Regions from separate parts of the Homo sapiens genome. Here regions 1, 2 and 4 are each linked to region 3. A link is a contact called in ENCODE Hi-C or POLR2A ChIA-PET data. All regions are on one chromosome and are shown on one strand. The core of a region is the stretch at or near the end of the contact, and the rest is flanking DNA. Distances in the headings are between cores, read along the strand shown. Region 1 holds the start of FBXL3 (F-box and leucine rich repeat protein 3). Region 2 holds the start of CLN5 (CLN5 lysosomal BMP synthase). Region 3 holds the start of KLF12 (KLF transcription factor 12). Region 4 holds the start of KCTD12 (potassium channel tetramerization domain containing 12).

Region 1 (3,435 bases), core at 593-3,092, 2.9 Mb before region 3:
GACTGATTAAAAAATAAACGTTTTTTTTCAAAAAAAATGAGGTGAAATAAAATATTTGCCAATAACAGGGAAGAAAAGGGGTATTCAATAGGTCAAGTGTGCCAAGGTCCTTGTCTTGTTTAGGAGGAGAATAGATCATAATGGCGAAAAAAGAAAAAAAAGAACTATGATTGGAATGTGATATAACCGTAATGTGATACAATATTAACGTAATGCAACCTATGCTCATCATGTTTACTGAATTGGTTTAATGTATTTTGCTGATCATTTATACTGTTCACCCAACTTTAAATAAATGGGCCTGTATTTGACTTATTTGTTTTTCCTTAATAATTATCATTGTCCTTCTTAGAACTTCCTATTGTTCCTCATCATCCAGTCACTGAGGGACCTAAACAAATGTTGCAGCTCAGGCAAATCCACACTCTTATGCTACTAGAGGCTTTGTACAGTTTGATTCAGTGATCTGACAGCTGACAGGCCCTTAAAAAACACCGAACAAACAACACTGGCATTTCCCCACATTGAATTCATTTTATTATAGAAACAGTCTCACTCTCTCACCCAGACTGAAGTGCAGTGGTGACATCATAGGTCACTGTAACCTCCTACTCCTGGGCTCCAGCCATCCTCTCGATTCAGCCTCCTGAGTAGTAGCCGGGATTACACCAAGCTCGTCTGATTTTTTAAAATTATTACTCTTCTATTTTTTTGTAGAGACAAGAGTCTGGACATATTGCGCAGGCTGGTCTCCAATTCTTGACCACAAGCAACCCTTCTGCCTTGGCTTCCCAAAATGTTGGGATTACAGACATAAGCCTGTACCACTCCTGGCCTCACACTGAACTTCGACGTAACTTTATACATGGCTTCCTAGCTCAATTTCTTGAGAAAACGGGAAGAACGGAGAGCTCCCTGGGCACCACTGCTTTTCAGTGTCTTATACATGGGTCTGAGTGTTCTAAGACATCTTTGAATGGAAAACTACTTTCTCTCTTTTTTTTTGGAGGTGTAGAGAGGAATGGCGCATGATTCAACTTAATGATATTGCACCTAAGAATGTTTCTAACTGTAAGAAAACGCAGTATCAAAAAATCCAAACTTTAAAACAAGTCAACTAGGTAGCAGTTACAAAGATGCCTTGATTTACAAAAGGATTCACCAGAGGTTTTCTTTTCAGCAGCTTTGTAATCCTTTACTTTCCCCATTGCGTTTCAAAAGCTATTTACAAATTTCAGGACTCTATTTCATAAAGCAAATGTCGTTTTTAAAATGTAATAACTCTAATGATAAAAGCCACTTTAGAAATATTGGGAAATACAAATATTTGAAAAACAAAAACCATGTGCAATCCCAGCGTTAATACTCTCACTATTCTGGTACATTTCCTTGGCATCTTTTAAGCACCACTTATGCACATCGATGCGCGGGTCTTCGGAGACTGTATTTAACTCCTCGGTTTCAGGCATCCGGGGCGGCCACCCGCGGGCCGCGGTCCCCAGCAGGCTCCGGCGAGACTCCTTCCTTTCTTTTTTCTGCTCCACCTCCCTAAACCTTCCAGTTTCAGCCACAGATAGTCTCTTCCACATATAGCTAGCTTCAGCCCTCCCACATTCCATCTCAAAACAACAAAAAAAATCCCCTTCAAGCGGGAGTCACATCTCTGGCAGGAAGGCAGAGGCTCGTCCCACAGCAAGGAGACTGGGGCGGCCGCAGCGCGCGCTCCCGCTTGGGCGCGGCCCTACTCCCGCCGGGCTCCGCCCCCCCCCCGCCCCCTTCCCGCCCCCTTGGGCGGGGACGCGCCAGGGAAGCGCGCGGCCGCGAGCCCTGGGCGCCATTTTAGACTCGCTGTTTGTGGCCCAGGTGCAGGAAGCTTACGCGGTGGCAGCCGCTCGCTGAGGTAGTCTCTCGCGGCGCCGGGGATCCCTGAACACAGACAGCGCGGGACTGAGAAGGAAAGCTTCTTTCTGGGCAGCCAGAGCCGCAAAGGTGGAGCCGCGTTGGCGCCCTCCGCGGGACCAGCGCCTCGGATGCGGGCGGAGCGCGGGGGGCCGCGGCTGCGGGAGCGCGAAGCGGGGGGCCAGGGGCGCCTCATGTGAGAGCCGCGGGACCTGCAGCCGCCGCCGTCCCCGGAGCACGGGGTGGTGTGTGGGGGAAGCCGCCCCCGGCAGCAGGTAACGGCGGAGGGGCAGGGCCGAGCCCCGCTGCGACGGCGGAGCCGGGGAGGGACCGCGGACCGTCTGTGGGCGGGCCGGGGTGGGGTGGGGTGGGGGGGGGCGCGGGGGCCGGGGCGCGCGCGGGCCGCTCCTCAGGAGTGCCGGGCGGGGCGCGGGGCGCGGCACCCAGACCTTGGAGCTTGCTTGGGGGCGTTTCCCCGCCGTGCCTGCTTCCAAACATGTCAACAAGGCGTGGTGCGTGTGCGGCGGCCGCCTGCAGCCTGCCCGCGACGCCGCCGCTCCCGGGTTCGCCGCGGCTCCTGCCAGGCTTTATGACCCTTGGCGGGGGCTGGTGACAGGCACCATGGAGCTCGCACTCTGTGGGCTCTCCCGGCGTCGGCTACGCCCGTGCTGGTAGCTTGAGCAATGAGGCACTGAAATGTCAAAGCAAACTGCCCAGGGTGGGGCGCATGAGAAATGTCAGGGGAAGCCAGTCGGTGGGGAGGTGGCGCAGGGAGGAGGGGACGCCCCTGCCGCTTAGCCAGGCGAAAAACTTGGTCAACTTGTGTTGAGCGGATTCGCGTCTGCCTTTGGCGTGGGCAGTCCTTTAGGTGGGGTTGCAGACAGGGGTCAGGAAGCAGCCCAGTAAATGGTCTGTATCTCCAAGCTGAGAGGTGAGAGAGATCATTTTTATTTTGTCGTTGCTAATGATATCCAGTTGAGTGACCCAGATTTTTTAATTAGAATCCTCCTTTTCTAACTTGAAAAAAAAGTAACTTAGTTTCTGTTATCTCTGAAATATTTATAAAAATACCATCAACTATCAGTTATCTATCTATCTATATGACCTGTAGACAGATTTTCGCCACTGTGCGCTCTCTAAGCATTTAGTTGTGAGTTAACCTCTTTATAGTGTTTTATTCTTGTAGTTCAGCCAAAGAATGCATATTAGTTTGATATTAGTAAAAGCAGAACAGAAAGGAACTGTGATGCCAAAATAGGCTTTTTAGAGTTAACTACAAATGAGCATTTAAAATTATTGCATGCCCAGTGTAAAAGTGCCTAATACAACGATGCACACGGCTAGCTGTTCACTTCCGGTCTTCACCTAATGAAGTTGCTTCTTTCAAAGTTTTTTTTTTTTTTTTTTTTTTTTTGAGACAAGGACTCACTTTGTCACCCAGGCTGGAGTGCAGTGGCGCGATCTCGGCTCTAGCGATCCTCCCACCCCAGGCTCCCTAGTAGCTGAGACTACAGGCATGGGCCACCATGCCCAGCT
Region 2 (3,066 bases), core at 65-2,564, 2.9 Mb before region 3:
TCCACGTAGTATATCACACAAAACAAAAAAGTGTTGTAAACATTTCAGTGAGCAGAATACACTATCTAGGTTTGACAACAGCTGGCATTTTACTAGATTTAATCCTTCCAGCAAACCTATGAGGTACGTGCTACCACTATTCCTATTTTTTGACTCAGGGCATGTGGGCACAGAGATTCTGAGTAACTTTCCCAAGATCCCTGGTGATGACAGAGCCAGATTTGACCCGCAGCAGGCAGAACTCCTTCCCACTCATACTGTCATACAAAATAGCTGTTTTTTTCAGGTTTGTTGTGTGCAGTTTTAGCTGTTGATTACTTATGCTAGTAAGTTAAAATTATGTCCAATGATGCTTTTGGTTTAAAGAAAAATAGCTGTTTTCAAAAACTGCTGGTCTTTCTCCTGCCTGATGTTGACACCATGTTTTCTTTCTCTGTGTTTAGCTATCTCTGACCGCCGGAGGCTGTGTCTTCTCTGTCAAAGGCTGGAATCGACCTCCCAGGTGTGCGGGCTCTGTCCCCGACTTAGGACCGGCGTCCTACCTCCAGGCTGAAGACTGGACAAAAGCGGTGACAATCTTCCCGGTCTAACCAGGACTGCAGGAGACGGGGATTCCCGGGATGCGCGACTTTTGAGGGCAAAACTGGGAAGTCCCAATAAGGACTTCGGATCAGGTTCTGATCAGGTTCAAACCAGAGCGAGTTGGTCGCCCAGTAAATTGTACCAAATGTTCCGCGGTAATAACTAACGACAGTGCATGATATAAATAAATGCGATAGACAGTGTTTTTAAACTACTCAAGAAATCAGCTACTTGTACCCAGAAGTCCCTCCATTAAATAACATTACTCTCCTTTTCTTCTTCCACGATTCAGGACTGTCCTGAGTCTGCCGCAAGTGACCAGAGGGGACGAAAGGTCCCAGGGCTGCACGTAACGAGCGGCTGCGACTCCCCAGTCCTCAACTTTGCTCTCAAGTGCGCTCCGAGCGTCACCCGGCGCTGTCCCCGCACCATCTCGTGACCCGACACAAACCACGGTGAGCAGGGGTCCCCGCCCCAGCACCCCATCCCCCATCGTCAACGCCGACCCCAACCCCGACAGTGCGCGCGCCGCCGCACTCACTTGTAGGGCACCGGCCAGTGGCGCCGGGAGGGGATGCCCGAGACCCGGGACCAGCCCGGAACCACCGCGAGCCAAAGCAGCGCCAGGGCCCAGCACCAGGAAGCGCGTCCCCGAGCCGCGCCCGCGCCCCGCCGCATCTCGGCGCCCTGTGCCGTGTCTACCTCCTGCGCCATCAGGCTGCACCCAGTACTTCCGGAGCCTCTCGAGGCCTGCGACGCCGGTGGGAGGAGCATGCGCGGAGCCGCCAGTCCGGGACGCGGGGCGCCTTGCCCCTGCGCGTCAGCTCCAGAGCTTGGCCCCAAGCGCAGGTTCCGGCGCATGACACCTCCCCGCGCCCGGCCCGCGGCGGCTTCCACACTTTGCAGTCCAGGAAGGTGCTTTGGTCTGGCTCCCAGGAGAATTCGATCCAGACCTGGGGCGTCATCTTTTATGAATTGACCTGTCCTTGCCCAAAAGCCACCACCAAAACCAAAAATCTGTCACCGGGGCTCCTCCCAACACCGAACTTTTACCCCATCCCACAGGGCCCACGCTAGGTGTCAACAAACGTTGAGTGAACGAGAATGTGTATTTGGAGCTGAGGGTGCAGGGCTGGGGGTGCAGTGAGGAAGAAGGGACAATAGTGCGGAAATGGCTCGTCGTCACCCGACCTGGGCCAGTCATAACAGTGGTTAACACTGACAATATGTGGTCCCTGCCACTCCCCAAGTGCTTAGTGGGGAAATGACTCGTCCTCACTCGACCTGGGCCAGTGATAACAGTGGTTAACACCGACAATATGTGGTCCCTGCCACTACCCGAGTGCTGCCGAATCTACCCCCTCCCCTACCGCTCCCCTCACAGGCAGGTGTTCCTTGCTTGGATCTGTCACTTCACTGGAAAGAAGTTTCTGCATCACCTTCTCTTCTTTGACTCTTCAACTAGGTCAAGAAAACAATGGCATCAATTACCCGGCTTTTGAGGAGCCTCTTGTGGCATGCTTTGCTGTTAGGCACAAATACTGACTTAAGTCTATACGTAGTACATTCAGGGCCTTGCCATAGTCACTTGTTTTTACCAGACAGCAGTTTTGCAGGGCCTTAGACCGGGACTTTCCAATTCCTTCACTTCACCCACAACTCGTGTGAAGCATCATAATGTTTGTAAGCCTATGGGAATAAGCAAGGTGGCTTCGGTAGCCGGAGATGACCACCACAATCCATTGGAGGATATGTAGCTTGTGGGGGTGTCACTGACTTCCTTGGGCCCTCCAGGTCTCTTGATTACATATGGGACTCAGTACCCTGCCCCAAACACACACTCCTTTGCCCACTTGCTGCTCCAGGTTTGGGGGTTTTGCGGAGGTTCAGGCTGGGCTGCATTTTACCATACGTTTGTCTAAGCGTTTTGATAGCTACCTAGCTCTCCTCCGTATACTATGGCCAAATTCAAAATTACCAAGGCTAAACTGGCTTCTTCAAAGACCTGCCCAAGATAAGAGGGGGAAGCATTCTAGCCCTGAGAGCTGAAATGTAATGTCTGATTTGAAGGGCACCTGAAGGATTCCGTGGCCCCACACTTGAGCCTAGCTTAAAAAGCAATCAGCAGGAACAGCTTTAAAAAAAAAAAAAAACATTGATTAGAGCATTTACAAATCCTGGAACCATACACAGTATGATGTATGAGGGCCACAGTAGATGGCCTCAACAACCAGAGCCTCCGTGGCTGCCTGGAGAGCGGTGATGCAGGCAGCAGCTTCATGAGATATTTGCAGTTTAATCCAGTCATCTGCAAGCACAATCTGCCCATCAGATTGGACTTTCTTGGAGGCAAAGAGAAGCAACTGCAGTGGGGTGACTAAAGTCATGCCTTTAGCAGAGATGGCTCGAGTTCAAATCTTTTCACCAAATACAAAGAAGGGAGATAGGTACTTCATGTCTTGGCTACTAAAAGGACAATTAACA
Region 3 (3,081 bases), core at 561-3,060:
TTCCCGACGCCCTCGCTGCGCCCGCGCCTTCCCGCTCCCGCCGCTGAGGCTACTTCACTCGAGCAGTGCTCCACAAATTTCAGACATTTCTTCCTCTTCGAAACCTCAAGACCAGGACAGACCCCTCCTCTGAATCCTGCTGCCTTCCTAAGACGCATCTTAGGCTGTGGGACCCCTCCTCTAGGTTGGACCACCCATCCCATTTTCCCCAGAACCTAGGAGTGGCAAGAGGCAGAGAACGCACCAGGCAGACGCCGCCTTTGTTGTCATTAGGAACGCACACCGCGCCTGAAGTGGCTGGAAACCGCCACACCGATGGGGAGCCCAGCTGGCCCTGGCTCACATTCGTGCCTTCGTTCTCATTTCCTGTTTCTCGGCCTCTCCCTTGTTTCTCTTCCCACCCCACTCCACGCCACAGTACAGCAAAGCTTTCTCTCTGCACACAAACTTCCCCTTCCCGGCCTTCCCACAGCCCTGGCGATTTCCCACGCGGGGCGGGCCGGGCCGGGGGCGCGGGGCAGGGGAATACTGTCGTGCCCGGAGCGCCGCGCTCACCTAGGATGGTGAGGAGGCGGGCCCACAGCCTCCCGCCTCCGTCCGCCGCGCGCCCCGCCCGCCCGGCCGCTTCCGCCCCGTCTGCTCCCCGCCCCCGCCGACCCTCCGGCTCGGCGCTGACCCCGCGCCCTCCGAGCCGCCGCGGGAACTGCAGGGCCGCCCGGCCGCCTCCTCCCTCTCCCGCCCCACAATCCCGCGGATCCGCTCCCCGGGGCGCGGAGGCGGGGAGGGAGGGGCTGCCGGGGAGAGCGTCAAGGACTCGGCTCCGGGCCGTCCGCTTCTTGGGGCTCCGCTCTGGGCGTGGGGCAGTGGAGCTGGACTCCCTTCCCCGCCGCCCCCGGGCCCCGCGGGGGTCTGCAGATCCCGCTTCCTCTGCCCCAGTCCTCCAAGTTTGCGTGCTTTCCCACAGAACTGGCGCAGGCAGGGGCCCCTTCGCTGGGGTGGCGAGGCCAGGCGCGCATCTCCGCCTCGCCCCCATTCATCCCGCCAAGGTGAAGCGCAGGGAAAAGGGGCGCCCCCGCTTCGCCCGCAACGTGCGTCGCTCCGGAACCCAAACAATGACTCCCCTGCCTGCCGCGCCCGGCCCTCCGCCCGCCCCACCGGCGCGCGGGGGGCACCGCCCGCGGGGCTGCCCCTGCCTGACCCCATTGTTGCCCGGCGCGGGCGATGCCCGGCGCCCAGGGGCGGTCCCCGCGAGCTGCCCCACAGTCCCGGCCGGCTCCGCCCACACCTTTCCAAGTTCGCTGGCGGGCGAGCCGCGGGGACGACCCGGGCGACAGCCCCCTCCCTCCACTGCGCGCCCCCACCCGGGCGGGTGCGGCGAGGGGTGGGGGCCCAAGCGGGCTGCACGCTTTTTGGGTCCCCGAATTCTCCTAAGCCTGTCTGGCGCGCTCTGACACAAAAGAGGAGACTTTCTCGCGGCTCGGCGCGAGTCCTTGCCCAGCGAGTTGCTCTCCAGGGGTCCCTCCCGCCGCAAGCCCCCGCGGGCCCCCTCGGCCGACGACTCCCCGAGCTCCCAGGGCCATGTGTGGGTTATTTGGGGTGCCGCAGCAAAGTGGTGCAGGTGAAAGGGAAGCGCTGCCGAGGCCCGGGGCCGGAGGGCGGGGGCAGGGGTGGGGCGGGGTGGGGCGGGGTGGAGGCGCCGCGGACCCAGCCCGGCGGTCCGGGCGGGGAGGCGAGGGCCGGGCAGTGGGTGTTGCCTTCTACCTCTGCGAGCGGGGAGGGGTTAGTTTCCCACAGGGGATTTCAACCATCACACTCAGAGCCCGCCTCCTAATCCTCGGGCGGAGCGGCTCGGGGGCCCCATTTTATGGCAATAAAGCGACTTAGCGCCTGCTGAGCGAGCCCCTCCCCGCCGCCGCCCCCGCCCTCGGCCCCACCCCGGGGCTCGCCGGCAGCGGCGGGGCTTTGTTTCTGGGGAGGAGGACCCGGAGCTCTTTTGTTTGGGGGTTTCTTGTTTTCGGCCCCCCCCCTCACAGCACCCCACCCCACCCCACCCCAAGCGCCTCTCCGGTTTCCTGAGCTGCGGGCTGCGAGGGAGGAGAAGCGGCGTCCTGCAACCCCCTCGGCTGGGCCCCGGGGTAATTCGATGCGGGCCTGGCGAGGCTCCCCACACTAGACCGGGGCTCGCAACTCGGCAGCCTCCACCCACCGGCCCACCCTACATTTAGCGCATCATGTGATCCGGGTAAGTCATTTGCAAGTACAACAGTTCCCCGGGTTGCCCCCCATTCATTTCCTGAGAACTGCAGAGAGCCGCTGAGAGGCTCTGCGTGTGCGTGTGCGCGGGTGACGCCGTGTGTGTGCGAGTGTGTGTGTGTGTGTGCGCGCGCGCGTGTGAGAGAGAGAAAGGGAGAGAGAGAGGGGGACTCTGTGTGAGGGAAAGAAAACAATTTCTCCTGCTCTGCAGCTTCTGTTCAGGTCTGTGCCGATTCCGTTTCTTATCAAAATAAACAACCCCCTCCTCTTTTTTTTTTTTTTTTGCCATCCCAAATCAGACCGTATTCTCTTAACGTGTTTTATTTTCCTTCTGTCATCTGCTCAAGTTAAATCATTTTGGTTGGTCTGTGTTCTTAAAGGGGGAAAGTGCTGGGAAGCGGGAGGGGGCCGGGGAAGGGCGATGCTGTTGCAAAGCAAGTAGCGTCGGTCGGATTCGTGGAGAAGAAAGAAGGAGGTTTCTTCCCCACCTCCCCTAATTTTTTTTTTCCAGAAGAAGTTATCAAGTAACGTGAATTAAGCAAGTGTTTTTCTACCCCTAGTGGAATTGTTGGTTGCAGTGTTTGCCTGACAGTTGCCAAGGATGTGAAATAAAACCCCAGGGCTGAACTTGGGGGGGAGGGGGGGCTCGTGGAAGTAGTTGGCCCCCCGGCCTCGAGCGGGGTGGATGAATAGCTCCGCACCGGGACCGTGTGGGCTGTGTGTGCGCGCTGGAGAGAGTGGAGGGGAAGGGGTTAAGGCGGAGATGACACTGCTGGCATGAATAGTGCTCCTGGTGCTACATTCATTATTGTCTCTGGTCGTAATGAT
Region 4 (3,305 bases), core at 806-3,305, 2.8 Mb before region 3:
TACAAGACTGTAGGAGCAGAAGTAGAAGCAGTTAGGAGACCAGTGCAATAATCCAGGCAAGAGATGATGGTGGCTTGGTCCAGGGTGATGATAGGGAGATGGTGAAATACGTTAATAGTCTAGAAAGATTTTTAACACAGAGCTGGCAGGATTTGCTGATGCAATGAGCAATGGTAATTATACAAAAATATGTGCAGAACTGATACAAAGAAGGCTTTTCTTGGATTTGTAGAAAAGAGGCTGGTTTTGTCAGGTCTCTGACACTAATATAACGCCTAGTAGCACAACCACCTCGAAATCCTGCACTGGGACTTGGAAGTTTTGTGTTATCTATTATTTATCCCAAAGAACAGAACAACAACAAAAAAAGAATGTTGAAATACATTCAGTATCAAAATCTGTACTTGCAATTAAGATAACTGGTTTGGGGGTTGATCTCATTTCAGCACACTGACATGAGCGCGGTAATTGTTGAGCAGATATAAACATTTCAAAATAAAAATGACATTTATCTGTGAGGAGACTGTGAAGCTCACTGGGTAGTTACACAGAAGGATAAATTTTATCAAGAACAAAGATCTTGCCTGATTTATCCTGATGTGTGGTCTATACTTCAAACTGATGTGATAACTGCGCAGACCCCTGACCCTTTGCTTATTGGGCTACACTGAAAGCGCTTTGGAGATTATTCGCCTTTGCATTCCTCACTCCCTGGTGCCCTGCAAATAATAGCAGGTACACAAGAAACATTCAGTGACCCAATCATTTCTTGACACCCTCCTCTGCACTCTTCTCTTTTTGCAGCATTCAGGAGCTCTTACTTATTTTCATACCCAAATCAGTGATCAGATAATCACTCATAAATATGACATTTCAGAACGTGCTGGGAGCAGCGCAGACAGTGTGTAGGGAGCCATCCAGAGGCCCCACCCACCTGGGAAGCCAGGGAAAGCTTCCAGGGGGAGGGGGCGGTTCTGTGGGCTGCAGTCCGAGGGGGAAAAGCAAACGTGTAGGCAGCAGGAGTTGAGAGATGGGATCCAGACAAGGGCCTTCAGATATATAAATATCCCTTTCTGAGACTGACGGGAACTTGGACAGGGCCGAAGAGTGACCGAGGCATGCGGGAGAGAAGGGGCGCCTGGACTTTTGGAAGGATAAACATGCAGGCGCCAAAGGTGGCTTTAAAAATTACGTTAGATCTGCAACTGTTGTGAGTCTAAGGGCGCGATTCAACGAAGGCTGAATGGGACCCGGAGACCGAACGTTCCGGAGTCTTACCCCTTCACTTCGAAGTGAAGTGCCTCGAAGGCCCTGCGGGAAGAGGGAATTGCAATTAAGAGCAGATTTGAAGCTTCATCTCATTTTGTCTCTGCAGCCAGAAAATAAACTATCGTAAAGCATCCTACTGCGGGACACTGAGGTTTGCTTTTTGTTTCTAGGTTTATTTATTTATTTTCCAGGCTGGCTGCAAGGCAACTTGAACAAAATCTGGCTGCGCTCGGACTGGGGCGGCTCTTTCGTCTCTCCAGGTTTTTCGCGTCTCTCTACTTTCAGTGACACGACAACCAACGATGGCAGGCCGCAGCTGCACTGCTGGAAGCGCCCAGTTCCGCAGGCGGGAGGGCCGGAGGCGGCCACGCATTTCCACTCCCGGGGCGACAGGCTTCCGAAAGTTCACGTCCTCCTTCCAGAGTCCTTGGGTGCGGGCTGGGGCGAGAGGGGAGGGGGCGCGGTGACTGTCCCTCCAAGGAGCTGTCTTCCGAAGCCGCCAAGTCTCGGGCGGGTCCTCTTCGGAAGAGGGAGAAAGTTGGGCGGGACCACGGGGCGGGGCTGGTGGGTGGGGAGCGGGTGGGAGTCCGGGCGCCCCCAGCGCTCGCGAGCCGGGGTGGAGCCAGCAGCCCCGCGTGGCGTCCGCGTTTAAGATGCAAATCGAGTCCCCGCTCCCCACCTCCCCTCGCCCGGTAAGCGAGGCTCCGCCGCCGCCCACGCCTCCTGCGCGCCACGGCACCAGAGCAGGCGGCTCTACTTAAGCAGCGCGCGGGCCGCGACCCGGCACTCGCCTGGAGCGCGCGGGCAAGGCGGGCGGAGCGCACTGGAACTCAAGGGGGCGCACAGCGGCGCGCTCGCACCGCTCGGCTCCGCGCGGCTCTAGGAGGTGGCGGCGGTGGCGGTGGCGGCGGTGGCGGCGGCGGCGGCGGCGGGGCGCAGGGCTGAGCGAGCGTCCGGGTTCCGGGGCTCCGGGGAAGGCGGTTGCAGCTCCTGAGTGCAGCGCGGCTTCCTGCCACTGTCCCGGCCCGGCCACCTCTCTGTCATGGCTCTGGCGGACAGCACACGTGGATTACCCAACGGGGGCGGCGGCGGGGGCGGCAGTGGCTCCTCGTCGTCCTCCGCGGAGCCACCGCTCTTCCCCGACATCGTGGAGCTGAACGTGGGGGGCCAGGTGTACGTGACCCGGCGCTGCACGGTGGTGTCGGTGCCCGACTCGCTGCTCTGGCGCATGTTCACGCAGCAGCAGCCGCAGGAGCTGGCCCGGGACAGCAAAGGCCGCTTCTTTCTGGACCGGGACGGCTTCCTCTTCCGCTACATCCTGGATTACCTGCGGGACTTGCAGCTCGTGCTGCCCGACTACTTCCCCGAGCGCAGCCGGCTGCAGCGCGAGGCCGAGTACTTCGAGCTGCCAGAGCTCGTGCGCCGCCTCGGGGCGCCCCAGCAGCCCGGCCCGGGGCCGCCGCCCTCGCGGCGCGGGGTGCACAAGGAGGGCTCGCTGGGTGACGAGCTGCTGCCGCTTGGCTACTCGGAGCCCGAACAGCAGGAGGGCGCCTCTGCCGGGGCGCCGTCGCCCACGCTGGAGCTGGCTAGCCGCAGTCCGTCCGGGGGCGCGGCGGGCCCGCTGCTCACGCCGTCCCAGTCGCTGGACGGCAGCCGGCGCTCGGGCTACATCACCATCGGCTACCGCGGCTCCTACACCATCGGGCGGGACGCGCAGGCGGACGCCAAGTTCCGGCGAGTGGCGCGCATCACCGTTTGCGGAAAGACGTCGCTGGCCAAGGAGGTGTTTGGGGACACCCTGAACGAAAGCCGGGACCCCGACCGTCCCCCGGAGCGCTACACCTCGCGCTATTACCTCAAGTTCAACTTCCTGGAGCAGGCCTTCGACAAGCTGTCCGAGTCGGGCTTCCACATGGTGGCGTGCAGCTCCACGGGCACCTGCGCCTTTGCCAGCAGCACCGACCAGAGCGAGGACAAGATCTGGACCAGCTACACCGAGTACGTCTTCTGCAGGGAGTGAGCTCCCCAGACCCCCT

The links. A loop is a pair of places that touch in the nucleus more often than their neighbours do. ChIA-PET counts read pairs that join two places held with the same protein, here RNA polymerase II (POLR2A). Pooled maps may share reads with other maps.
Region 1: a map of CD8-positive, alpha-beta T cell shows a loop between it and region 3 (7-fold over the local background). The contact joins the promoter of FBXL3 here to the promoter of KLF12 in region 3. A Hi-C loop is called at or near these places in 2 of 168 maps with a recorded cell type or tissue (CD8-positive, alpha-beta T cell and naive thymus-derived CD4-positive, alpha-beta T cell), 2 of 37 single-sample maps with no recorded cell type and 14 of 50 pooled maps. POLR2A ChIA-PET finds 5 or more read pairs at or near these places in 1 of 52 experiments (activated CD4-positive, alpha-beta T cell).
Region 2: a map of natural killer cell shows a loop between it and region 3 (8-fold over the local background). The contact joins the promoter of CLN5 here to the promoter of KLF12 in region 3. A Hi-C loop is called at or near these places in 2 of 168 maps with a recorded cell type or tissue (CD8-positive, alpha-beta T cell and natural killer cell), 4 of 37 single-sample maps with no recorded cell type and 10 of 50 pooled maps. POLR2A ChIA-PET finds 5 or more read pairs at or near these places in 1 of 52 experiments (OCI-LY7).
Region 4: a loop to region 3 is called in a pooled map, with 12 times the contacts of the local background. The contact joins the promoter of KCTD12 here to the promoter of KLF12 in region 3. A Hi-C loop is called at or near these places in 5 of 37 single-sample maps with no recorded cell type and 11 of 50 pooled maps. POLR2A ChIA-PET finds 5 or more read pairs at or near these places in 1 of 52 experiments (activated T-cell).

What each region holds. Positions count from the first base shown.
Region 1 is chr13:77,025,566-77,029,000 of GRCh38, reverse strand. It overlaps FBXL3 (F-box and leucine rich repeat protein 3), which reads left to right and starts at 1,842. Exons shown (of 5, transcript NM_012158.4): 1 at 1,842-2,174. RefSeq lists silencers at 1,722-1,771, 1,942-2,221, 2,242-2,301.
Region 2 is chr13:76,990,329-76,993,394 of GRCh38, reverse strand. It overlaps CLN5 (CLN5 lysosomal BMP synthase), which reads right to left and starts at 1,314. Exons shown (of 4, transcript NM_006493.4): 1 at 1,124-1,314. The coding sequence starts at 1,296. RefSeq lists an enhancer at 1-1,009 and silencers at 1,031-1,270, 1,731-1,800, 1,891-1,980.
Region 3 is chr13:74,133,133-74,136,213 of GRCh38, reverse strand. It overlaps KLF12 (KLF transcription factor 12), which reads left to right and starts at 1,810. Exons shown (of 8, transcript NM_001400136.1): 1 at 1,810-2,242. RefSeq lists a silencer at 314-2,063 and an enhancer at 3,073-3,081.
Region 4 is chr13:76,885,155-76,888,459 of GRCh38, reverse strand. It overlaps KCTD12 (potassium channel tetramerization domain containing 12), which reads left to right and starts at 2,055. Exons shown (of 1, transcript NM_138444.4): 1 at 2,055-3,305. The coding sequence starts at 2,312. The coding sequence ends at 3,289. RefSeq lists silencers at 1,828-2,257, 2,658-2,927 and an enhancer at 2,541-3,040.